Regions from separate parts of the Homo sapiens genome. Here region 1 is linked to region 2. Evidence: read pairs that join two places in POLR2A ChIA-PET (ENCODE). Cell type or tissue: PC-9. All regions are shown on one strand. Each heading gives the region's core, and the rest is flanking DNA. Links, peaks and the distances in the headings are about the cores only.

What was found. Peaks named below come from ENCODE experiments on the same cell type or tissue, not always from the same donor. Only the 100,000 strongest peaks of a DNase experiment are listed, where the experiment ranks them.
Region 1: POLR2A ChIA-PET joins it to region 2 with 16 read pairs; 1 of 35 experiments calls an interaction of 5 or more read pairs at or near these places.

Annotation. Positions count from the first base shown.
Region 1 is chr19:18,331,782-18,337,143 of GRCh38, reverse strand. It overlaps LOC124904654 (a long non-coding RNA gene), which reads right to left. Exons shown (of 2, transcript XR_007067158.1): 2 at 1,309-1,648. It also overlaps the pseudogene RN7SL513P. Among named protein-coding and RNA genes, the nearest start is that of PGPEP1, 6.1 kb to the left of the region's middle. In PC-9, for the core only: no CTCF peak of the experiment used is centred there; a DNase peak (open chromatin) is centred at 3,243; H3K4me3 peaks cover 442 bases; H3K27ac peaks cover 2,054 bases.
Region 2 is chr19:18,608,886-18,614,247 of GRCh38, reverse strand. It overlaps TMEM59L (transmembrane protein 59 like), which reads right to left and starts at 1,378. Exons shown (of 8, transcript NM_012109.3): 1 at 1,119-1,378; 2 at 232-376; 3 at 53-144. The coding sequence starts at 1,289. RefSeq lists an enhancer at 1-185. In PC-9, for the core only: no CTCF peak of the experiment used is centred there; no DNase peak of the experiment used is centred there; H3K4me3 peaks cover 806 bases; H3K27me3 peaks cover 4,829 bases.

The DNA.
Region 1 (5,362 bases), core at 292-5,291, 280 kb after region 2:
GCCCAACTTGGAGGAACTTTTTTTTTTGAGACTGTCACCCAGGCCGGAGTGCAGTGGCACGATCTTGGCTCACTGCAGCCTCTGTCTCCCAGGTTCAAGTCATTCTTCTGCCTCAGCCTCCCAAATAGCTGGGACTACAGGTGCACGCCACCATGCTTGGCTAATTTTTGTATTCTTAGTAGAGATGGGGTTTCTCCATGTTGGCTAGGCTGGTCTCAAACTCCTGACCTCAAGTGATCTGCCCGCCTCGGCCGGGGTTGGGGGGCAGTGGTTTGTAGTAACATGTACATAACATAAAATTTACCATCTTAAGCATACCCTTGGGTAGCATTAAGTACGTTCACATTGTTGTGGAACCATTACCACCATCCATCTCCAGAACTTGTTCTTCCCAAACAAGCTCCATACCTATTAAACGCTCCCTCCCTATTCCCCTCCCTCAGCCCCTAGCACCCAACATTCCACTTTCTGTCTCTATGAATTGGATGACTGTGGCTGGGTGTGGTGGCCCATGCCTATAATCCCAGCACTTTGGGAGGCTGAGGCAGGTGGATTGCTTGAGGCCAGGAGTTCAAGACCAGCCTGGCCAACATGGGAAAACCCTGTCTCTTAAAAATACAAAAATATTAGCCAGGCATGGTGGTGAAACGGGAAAGGTTCCCTTGTTCCCCTCGCAGGGTGGGCGATGGGGGTGTGGCTTGCTTCTGAAGTGCTCCTCTACTCAGACCTCTAGGGGAGCATATAGATGGGCAGGCTGTGGGACTCTGACCCCACAGCAGTGTCCGGGGTGAATGTTTACAGCTCCTGAAGCCCCAGGGGGCGTGTGTTACAGGTTGCTTTTTTTAGTTTGCCATCTATAGGCAGCTTACCAGCTCAGTTAGATCCTCTACCTTGTCACAAGGACAGAGGGATTTCTTTTCTTTTTTTCTTTTCTTTTCTTTTTTTTTTTTTTTGAGACAGACTCTCGCTCTGTCCCCTAGGCTGGAGTGCAGTGGCTTGATCTTGGTTCACTGCCATCTCCGCCTCCCGGGTTCAAAGTGATTCTCCTGCCTCAGCCTCCCAGGTAGCTAGGACTACAGGTGACCGCACCCTTACCTGGCTAATTTTTTTTATTTTTAGTAGATATGGGGTTTCACCATGTTGGCCAGGCTGGTCTCAAACTCCTGACCTTGAGTGATACACCCACCTAGGCCTCCCAAAGTCCTGGGATTACAGGCATGAGCCACTGCGCCCAGCCCAGACAGAGGGATTTTAGTATCCTGGGGTTTCTTGCCTTGGTGTACCAGAAGAATGAGATCACACCTGGGCTTGGAGAATGAGTATGAAGTTTTATTGAGTGGAAGTAGCCCTCAGTAGATGGGGGAGCGAGAAGGGAGATGGTCTTTCTCTGGAGTTGGGTCGCTAGGCGGCCCCAGCTCTCCTCTGACTGCCCAGGCCAAACTCAGCCTAGTTCCACTGGTCGACTACCCGCCTGCATGCCAGTGTGCCCTTCCGCGAGCGTGCTCCCTCGACGTCCTCTCGCTGTCCAGCCACTTGTATCTTCTTCCATGGATGTGTACGTCAAGACGTCCAGCAGCTTGTGTGTCTGCCCGCTAGGGTCTCGGGTTTTTATAGGCACAGGATGGGGGCGTGGCGGGCCAGTGTGGTCCTGGAAAATGCAATATTTGGGCACGAAGGCGGGAGTGCGGATCCTCACCTAGGTCTCTGGGGGTGGAGCCCTAGCCAGGGACCAGGCCCTCCTTTACCCCGCACTTCCCTTCCCTATCATTTAAAGGCACCACGCTCCCCCCATCCCAGCACTCCCGTATCAGTGGCACATGCCTGTGATTCCAGCTACTTTGGAGGCTGAGGCAGGAGAATCGCTTGAATTCAGGCGGCAAAGATTGCAGTGAGCCAAGATCGCACCACTCCGCTCCAGCCTGAGCGACGGAGCGAGACTCTGTCTCAATGAATAAATAAATAGGCCACACGCGGTGGCTCACGCCTGTAATCCCAGCACTTTGGGAGGCCGAGGCGGGCGGATCACGAGATCAGGAGATCAACACCATCCTGGCTAACACGGTGAAACCCTGTCTCTACTAAAAATACAAAAAATTAGCAGGGCATGGTGGCGGGCACCTGTAGTCCCAGCTACTCAGGAGACTGAGGCAGGAGAATGGCGTGAACCCGGGAGGCGGAGCTTGCAGTGAGCCGAGATCACGCCACTGCACTCCAGCCTGGGAGACAGAGCGAGACTCCATCTCAATAAAATAAAATAAAATAATAAAAATAAATAAATAATAAAATAAATGGCCGGGCACGGTGGCTCACACCTGTAATCTCACCACTTTGGGAGGCCAAGGCGGGTGGATCATTTGAAGTCAGGAGTTCAAGACCAGCCCGGCAAACATGGTGAAACCCTATCTCTACTAAAAATACAAAAATCAGCCAGACATGGTGGTGCATGCCTGTAATCCTAGCTACTCAGGAGGCTGAGGCAGGAGAATCGCTTGAATCTGGGAGGTGGAGGTTGCAGTGAGCCGAGATCGCACCACTGAACTCCAGCGTGGGCAACGGAGCGAGAGTCTGTCTCAAAAAAACAAACAAACAAAAAACAATGCTGTGAAGCCTGACGCAGAGGCTCATGCCTGTAATCCAGCAGTCCCCAATCTTTTTGGCACCAAGGACTGGTTTTATGGAAGACAATTTTTCCATGCACTTGGGGGTTGGGGGGGATGAAGATGTTTTCAGGATGAAACTGTTCCACCTCAGATCATCAGGCATTAGATTATCATAAGGAGTGCACAATCTAGATCCCTCACATGTGCAGTTCACAATAGGGTTCACACTCCTATGAGAATCTAATGCTGCTGCTGCTGGTCTGGCAGAAGGCGGAGCTCAGGAGATACTGGGGAGTGATGGGTACTGGCTGTAAATACAGATGAAGCTTCACTGGTTTGCCCGCTGCTCACCTACTGCTGTGCGGCCTGGTTCCTAACAGGCCACAGACTGGTACCAGTCCTTAGCCCAGGGGTTGGGGACCCCTGCTGTAATCCCAGCGCTTTGGGAAGGTGAGGTGGGAGGATTGCTTGAGGCCAGGAGTGTGAGACCAGCCAGAGCAACAGAGCAATACCTATCTAAAAAAAAACCAAACAAACAAAAAAATGCTAAATAGAGCAAAACCTGCCAAGCTGGATGTTGGTTTGCAAAACAAGCTGCATTTTTTAAATGTATCTCTTTTTTTTTCTAGAGAGAATCTTGCTCAGTCACCCAGGCCGGAGTGCAGTGGTGCAATCTTGGCTCACCCCACCTCCCAGGTATAAGCAATTCTTGTGCCTCAGCCTCCGGAGTAGGTGGGGCCACAGGCGCAGGTCATCATGCCCGGCTAATTTTTTTTTTTTTTTTTGTATTTTTGTAGAGACAGAGTTTCACCGCCTGGCTAATTTTTTTTTTTTTGGTATTTTTGTAGAGACAGAGTTTCACCGTACTGGTCTGGAATTCCTGACCTCAAGTGATCCGCCTGCCTCAGCCTCCCAAAGTGCTGGGATTACAGGCATAAGCCACTCGCCCAGCCTAAAATTTATCTTTTTTAGAGACAGGGTCTCACTCTGTCGACCAGGCTGGAGTGCAGTGGCTAGTCACAGGCATGATCCCGCTACGGATCAGCACTGGAGTTTTGACCATCTCCGTTTCCAACCTAGGCTGGTTCACCCCTCCTTGGGCAACCTGGTGGTTCCCTGCTCCGGGAGGTCACCATATTGATGCCAGACTTAATGTGGACACCCAATCAGCACAGTGCGCTACAGCCCACAACTCCTGGGCTCGTGTGATCCTCCTGCCTCAGCCTCCCGAGTAGTTGGGATCACGGATGTGTATCGCTGCGCTGGGCAGAAGCTACATTTTTCTCTAGCCTCCCACCTCCACAACCCAGGGAAGTTTGGGGAGCTTCTGAGGACTAAGGCCACCCTGAACCCAAGCCCTAGGGAGCCAGGTGGGGGAAGGCAGGACTCATGGACTCTGCACCGGCGCTCAGATCCTGCCCCTGGGGGCTCCAAGCCTCTCTGGGCTTTGCCAGTTGCTAATAGGAGTGGCCTTGGAAGGGAGGGAGATTTGGAGCTCATGGGGACGACACGGCTCTGCGTTAGGGCTCTGTCCTTTTGGCTCTGTCAGAGTAAACCAAGCCCAGTTTGAGGACTGCAGGGGGCCTCATGGCCATGGTAGGGAGAGAGATGTCTGGGCAGACATGCATTCTTTGTTGTTGTTGTTGTTGTTGTTTTTTAAACACAGTCTCGTTCTTGTCACCCAGGCTGGAGTGCAATGGCACGATCTCGGCTCATTGCAACCTCTGCCTCCCAGGTTGAAGCAATTGTCCTGCCTCAGCCTCCCGAGTAGTTGAGATTACAGTTGTCTGCCACTACGCCTGGTTACTTTTTTGTATTTTCAGTAGAGACAGGGTTTTGCCATGTTGGCCAGGCTGGTTTCAAACTCTTGACCTCAGGTGATCCACCTGCCTTGGCCTCCCAAAGTGCTGGGATTACAGGCATGAGCCACCGTGGCTGGCCCAGACATGCATTCTTAAAGGATGAATGTGTCCTTTTTCTCCAGGCGGTGTCTGGAGATAGTGAAGCCTTTGGGGAGCTCAGGCTAGAAGACAAGGCTCATACTTGGGAGGTGGAGGCAGGAGGATGAGTTGAGTCCAGGAATTCAAGACCAGGCTGTGCAACCCTATCTCTACAAAAAATTTTAAAATCACCCGAAGGTGGTAGCGAGCTCATCAGGTCCCAGGTTCTCAGGAGGCTGAAACAGGAGGATCACTTGAGTCCAGGAGTTCAATGCTGCAGTGAGCTATTATCCTTTTATTTATTTTTTTTTTTTGAGATGGAGTCTCACTCTGTTGCCCAGGCTGGAGTGCAGTCGTGTGATCTTGGCTCTCTACAACCTCCACCTCCCAGGTTCAAGTGACTCTCCTGCCTCAGCCTCCCAAGTAGCAGGGATTACATGCACGCGCCATCACACTTAGCTAATTTTTGTATTTTTAGCAGAGATGGGGTTTCACCATGTTGGCTAGGCTAGTCTCGAACTCTTGGCCTCAAGTGATCTGCCCACCTCAGCCTCCCAAAGTGCTGGGATTACAGGTGTGAGCCACCGCACCTGGCCTGAGCTACCATCTTGCCACTGCACTCCAGCCTGGGCAACAGAGTGAGACCCTGTCTCAAACAACAACAACAAAAAGACTAGGCCCACAGATGTGCTTTTGGTGGTCAGCCACTGCCCATGGCCCCTGCTCCCACATCCAGCCCTGGCCCGCCCCTTGGAGGGTATATTTACTGCTCCACTCCCCACTCCTGCCTCTCCCTCTTTTCGCCTGGAGTAGTTTGAACGT
Region 2 (5,362 bases), core at 141-5,140:
AGAGGGTGGGGGTATTGGGAAAAGGGACCCCAGGCCGCAGTGGGAGGCCCACCTTCTGCTCCGGCTCAGGCTCCGCGGGCTGGCTCCAGCAGCCGTGGCTACAGGCCTGCTGCTCTGCCTCCTTCACATAGGCTTCCACGCAGGCTGTGGGAGGTGGGAGCGGGTGACTGGGGACGGCCCTTCCCAGGCCACCTCTCCCCACGCTGGCCCACCCTGCCGGCGGGCCCTCACCTGCTTCACACTCAGTTTGGGTGGCATTGGGCTTGGAGCTTCTGGCCACAAATCGGCAGATGGAGAAGAGGCGGCAGCCACGCTCGCAAGCGCTGATCAGAACGGCTCTGTCATAGGGAGACTCGGAGGCGCCCTCCAGCCCCGCCTGGGGGAGGGGAGGACAGGGGGCTCAGGCCATGGGGAGGGGCAGGAGGAGGGTGGGGGGACCGGAGCATTCAGCAGAGGCAGGGAAAGGCTTCCCCGCTCCCCACGACATCTAGCCAGATGGAGATGAAGTTGGGAGAGGCTACAAATATTAGTGGGGGCTCTTAGCTCTGAGGAGGGAGATGGGGAGGGAGCTTGAGAAGAGAAATGGACAGTGAAGGTGGAGAGAAATGAGCCTTCCCCCCACTAGGTTCCAGGGAGGAGGGGAGACATGGAGAAGGATTCTCAGACCTGGAGGAGGAGGGGGAGGCTCAGAGGAGGGGGTTTTGGTCACACGCAGATCAGGCTTGAATCCTGGGGAGTGGTGGTATGAGTAGGGGCTGGTAGCTCTGAGTGGGGAGGGAACACGATGTGGAGGAGGAGGAATGAGGTGGGGGGACCATCAGGCCTGAGGGAGCTGGGGGTTGGGTGCTAGAGGGTCCTTACCCAGCAGAGTGCGGAAGGAGCCCGGGAGGTGGTATCGGCCCCTTATCGCAAGGACCTGCATCCCCAAGCACTCCCCCATCAGAGGGAACCCCAGCCCGTCAACTACTGGAGAGATCTCCCCATTCCCGACCCCCACCTCCCCACGGACACCCCCACCAAAGTCTCCTGCTGTCATCCAAGAGAAGCCCATCCCAACGCCTCCTCCTTCGGAGAGATCCCGCGTCCCCCGCTGGCACCTGGCACCGCACGCGCCTCACCTGCGAGGGCTGCGGGCCGAGGTCGCGGTCGCGGCACCGCAGCTGGCAGTTCTGCGTGTCCCCGAGCTGGGGGGCGAAGGGATCGCGGGCGGACGGCGCGGAGGCGGCGGGCGGCGACGCCAACAGCAGCAGCAGCAGCAGCGGCGGTGGCATCAGCGCCACCGCAGCCATGGCCGGGCGGAACGCGGGGGGCGCGGGGGACTCCAGCTCAGGCCGGGCACGGAGGATGCAGCGGCTGCGGCGGGGACCGGGGCGCTGACGTCACCCGAGCGAGGCAGCCTGGGAAGCGGGGGGTGGGAGATGCGGAGAGCGGGCGGGGTAGCTGCGCTGCGGCACCCGAGGCGTGCGGGTCGGGCGGGGCAGGTGCATCGCGGCCCCCACCGTCTATCCCATCGCGGGGGTCCCAGGACACCTCCCTGGTGCCCACGGGCGGGGGATCTCTGCTGGCGCTTGGGGCCAAAAGGAAATATATAGGGGGATGGGATGGAGGGGACTATTCCCCAGGGGTGTCGAGGAGAGCGGAGAGCTTGGCGGAGGAGGCGACGTGTGAGCCGACCACGCGGGAGAGAGGAGAAAGGGGTGTCCAGGCTACAAGGATCAGCGAGGATCCTGAGAGAAAGAGCTTGTTGCAGGAGGAGGGAGGGCGATGGGGCTGGAGTCCAACCAGGGAACGGAGAGGGAGGAAGGTGAGAGCCGCAGGACCCGGCAGCTGAGTCCTGGCATCTTCTCTTTTGACACCCAGGTTAGAAAGGAGACAACTTGCGCGCAGTTTGCCTCCTCCGGGAAGCCCTCTGAGCCCCTCCCTTGCTCCTTCAGCCTCGCCTCCCTCTGGCCCAGCCCTGATCCACTGACCTAGGGAATCTGGCCCTGTCTCCCCAAGGCTGGAGACCCCTGGGCTGGGGCTTAGTGGGAGGGGACACAGAGGTATGCTCAGGAGCAAGGGGAGGGGGTGATGCTGACATGTCTAATTCTCATGGGAAAACGGGGCAAATAGCGACACTTCTGACTTCCATAACCATCACACCCCAGGGCGATGGACTGTAGCCCCAGGAGCCGAATCTCGGTTAGAGGGTACCCCCAGCTTCCTCTCCGCCAGATAAGGGAGTGGGGACGCCCCTCTAAACCCGGATCCTCTGCAAAGATGCCCCCGCTTTCGCTGGCATGCCTGGCGCAGGTGCCTGCAGCGCCGCGCAGCAGCCCGCAGGTCCCCCACCTACGCTCCGCCCCCGCAGACGGGGCGGCAGCCTCGCAGGGTCTGCGGGTTAGAGGGCGGCTCAGGTTTCGGCCTGGGAAGAGGGTGTCCCGGGTGGGGGCCCGGCGCACCCCCTACTCTGGCCTGCGGCCGCGCTTTCATCTCAGCGGCCCCCGGCCGGCCCCCACGTGGCTTAATCAGGCGCGGCTGTGCCTGGCGGACCCCGAACATCTGGATCCCGGTGCGGCCCCTCCCCCGCCCCGCCCCGCCCCTCCCCTCCCCTCCCATGCTAGGCCGCTGCGACCCGGCGGCGAGGGCCTCCAGCCCGCAGTTTGCGCCAGAATCCAGCAGGAGAATTCCGCTTCTAACCCACCCGCGCGCCAGGCCCGCACCTTGGGAAACAGCCCTGTGCGTTATGACCAATACTGTCCCCCATTTCACAGGTGGGAAACTTAGGCTCCGGGACGCGTTGGCAAAGTCAGGATTCAAGCCCACACATGCTAATTCCAGAGGCCCGCGCGCGCCTAACCCCTCCACAATTACTGTCTTTCATTCATTCCAACGAAACACTTTTTCTTGCAACAACCGTATAAGACAGGTACCGGTAGCGTTGCCCTTTTATATGGGTGAGGAAACTGATGCTCAGACTGCAAAGTGGTTCTGTCCAGGTGACAGGGAGAGAAGCAAAGAAAAGCCGGCAGAGCCCTGCCAATGATGGGAGGTGACCTTTGGGCATTGCTTAAAACGCATCAGGGAGGAGGGACACCCCGCGCCCTTTTGCAGAAGGAGAAACTGAGGCTGGAGGAGTGGGTCGATCACCCAGGTCGCCTGAGGGGAGAAGGGAAAGAGGCTGATTGCCGCACACCCAGCCCCCTTTCCGCTGCACTAGGCCGCTGGGGGGGTGAGCGGAAAGAGGACTTGACCCCGGCCCCCAAGGTGAGCCCCCGCGCCCCTCCTGCTGTTCCCGGGGGAGCCGGTCCAGGTGAGGGGCGGGAGGGCCGGCGGGCGGCCAGGGTCGGGTTTCAGGAAATCCGCCGACATTCCTTCGGGGCTTAAGAGGGAAAGTTGACTCGGCGCCGCCCTCGCCCCCCCCCCCACTTCCTACCCCCCGGGGCGGCCTGGCTGGGGGCGGCAGGCGGGGGGCGCTGAGGCCGGCCTGGGCGTGAATCAGCGGCAGGCCAGGCGTCCGGGAAGCCACAGCAGCCGAGGTCAAGGCGGGCAGCGGACAAGCACCCTTTGTCCCTTGCCGCCCTCACCACGACCCTGCTGACCCCCACCTCCAAGCAGGGTACAGGCCAGGGAGGAGGCAGAGCACCATGGCGCCGGTGGTGGTTGCTGAGGGTTGTTGGGGGAGGACGGAGGGATGTGGCTGTCCCCCTAAAGCAGCTGGTGCCTCCTGGGACCCAGACTTCAGAGGCTTCTCAGGGTACAGACGGGCAGGGAAACTGGCCTCCCTGGGGCAGGCCTGCAACTTCCCAGGCAGGTCCCCTAGGCAGGTCTGCAACTCCCCAGGTCCCGCCTCCAGTGCCTGAAGTCCAGTGTGCATTACACTGAGCACCCAGGCATTGCTTCTCCCCAGGCTCAGCCTCCAGGGCAGAAATTATAAAGCCTAGGTACACACGGGCCCCACTTTCCTGTGCCACAGACCCTGAACCAGGTGTCCAGACCCTCACTGCCCCTTAATTCCTGAAAGCACCTGCCTGGAACACCAGGTAGCTAATCCCATACTGGGGAGCCCTGAGCACGGGGCTTTCAGAATGGGAGAGACAGCTCTCAGCCTTCCTCACTCCCAGTGGTTGTGGGTCCCCACAGGACCCTGAAGGTGCCATTTCCACTGCCCCCTCCCTGGTGCACCCTCAGTGCCCTGGAATCACGAGGGAGCTGGGGATGGAGGCCCCCCCCCCAACCTAATACCTCTCATCCAGAGGTGACCTTGGAGTGGAGGGTGCAGGACTAAGGAGGGGTCCCTCCCCCAGCCCAAGGGGAGGCCCTCCCTCTGCCCAAGGGGAGGCCCTCCCTCCTTCTGCCCCTTACACATTCCCAGCCAACTTCAAGGACTTGGGTCAATATTTGCCAGAAGTTCCATTGACGCTAGCTCCCTTTTGTCCTCAAGGAGATAATGGAACTGGGGAGTAAAGGGTTAAACTTCTGGGGGCCCTAAGGGCCGGGAAGGATGCACTCTGGGGTCAATTCCCTTTCCCTGAAGTCAAAGGTGTGGGGTAAAGATCACCCAAGGGCAGAAGTCACACTCCAGGGTGGGGCTGGGCAGGATTGGAAAATGGTCCTTCCCTTCTGTTGGTAAGAACAAGAGAGGGATGTCTACTGGCTAGGGTCACACAGCAAGACACAGAGTGTGGGCCAGGCTAGGACCCCAGGCAGCATGACTTGCTAGGACTGAGTTTTCTTGCTACTTGGAGGGAGTAAGAGTTCTCCATCCTTTACTTTTACAAATATTTAGTGAGTGCTTCGCTTTCAGCCCTCACTGGGCCCACCACTGGGGTCCAAAGGGGCTGAGGCTGCCCACAGTCTAAAGAAAATCAGTTGCACAAGAAATGAAATGGTTGGAAGAGTTGTGTTTCAAAAACAATAAAACAAAGTGAAGGAGAGGGAGAGTGCTGGGGGAAGGGTGGAGGGCCTCTCTGAGGAGGTGGCACTAATCCTGTGAAGTGATGGAAGAGAAAGGGCCAACTGGGGAAGATGTGGGGAACAGCATTCCAGCAGAGGGAACAGCCAACACGCAGAGGCCCTTCTATAGTAACAAGCCTGGTATGTTTTGGGAAACAGGGCTCCAGTGGCTGGGGCGGAATGAGGGAGAGGAGGGGGAAGAGGAGAGGGAAGAAGAGGAGGGGAGAGGATGGCGAGAGGGTGGCAGGACAAAGATCTGCTTTTTCTTCTTTTAAAAGCTCCCTCTGCCTGGTGTGCCGAGAAAGGCAGAAGGGTTATCAGGGAGGCCCTGGAGGAGGCCGGGAAGCATCCCTGAGGGAGACCGTGGGGCCTGGATCTGAATGGGGTGGGAAAAAGGGGTCAGCATCTCAGAATGGAGATGTGTTTT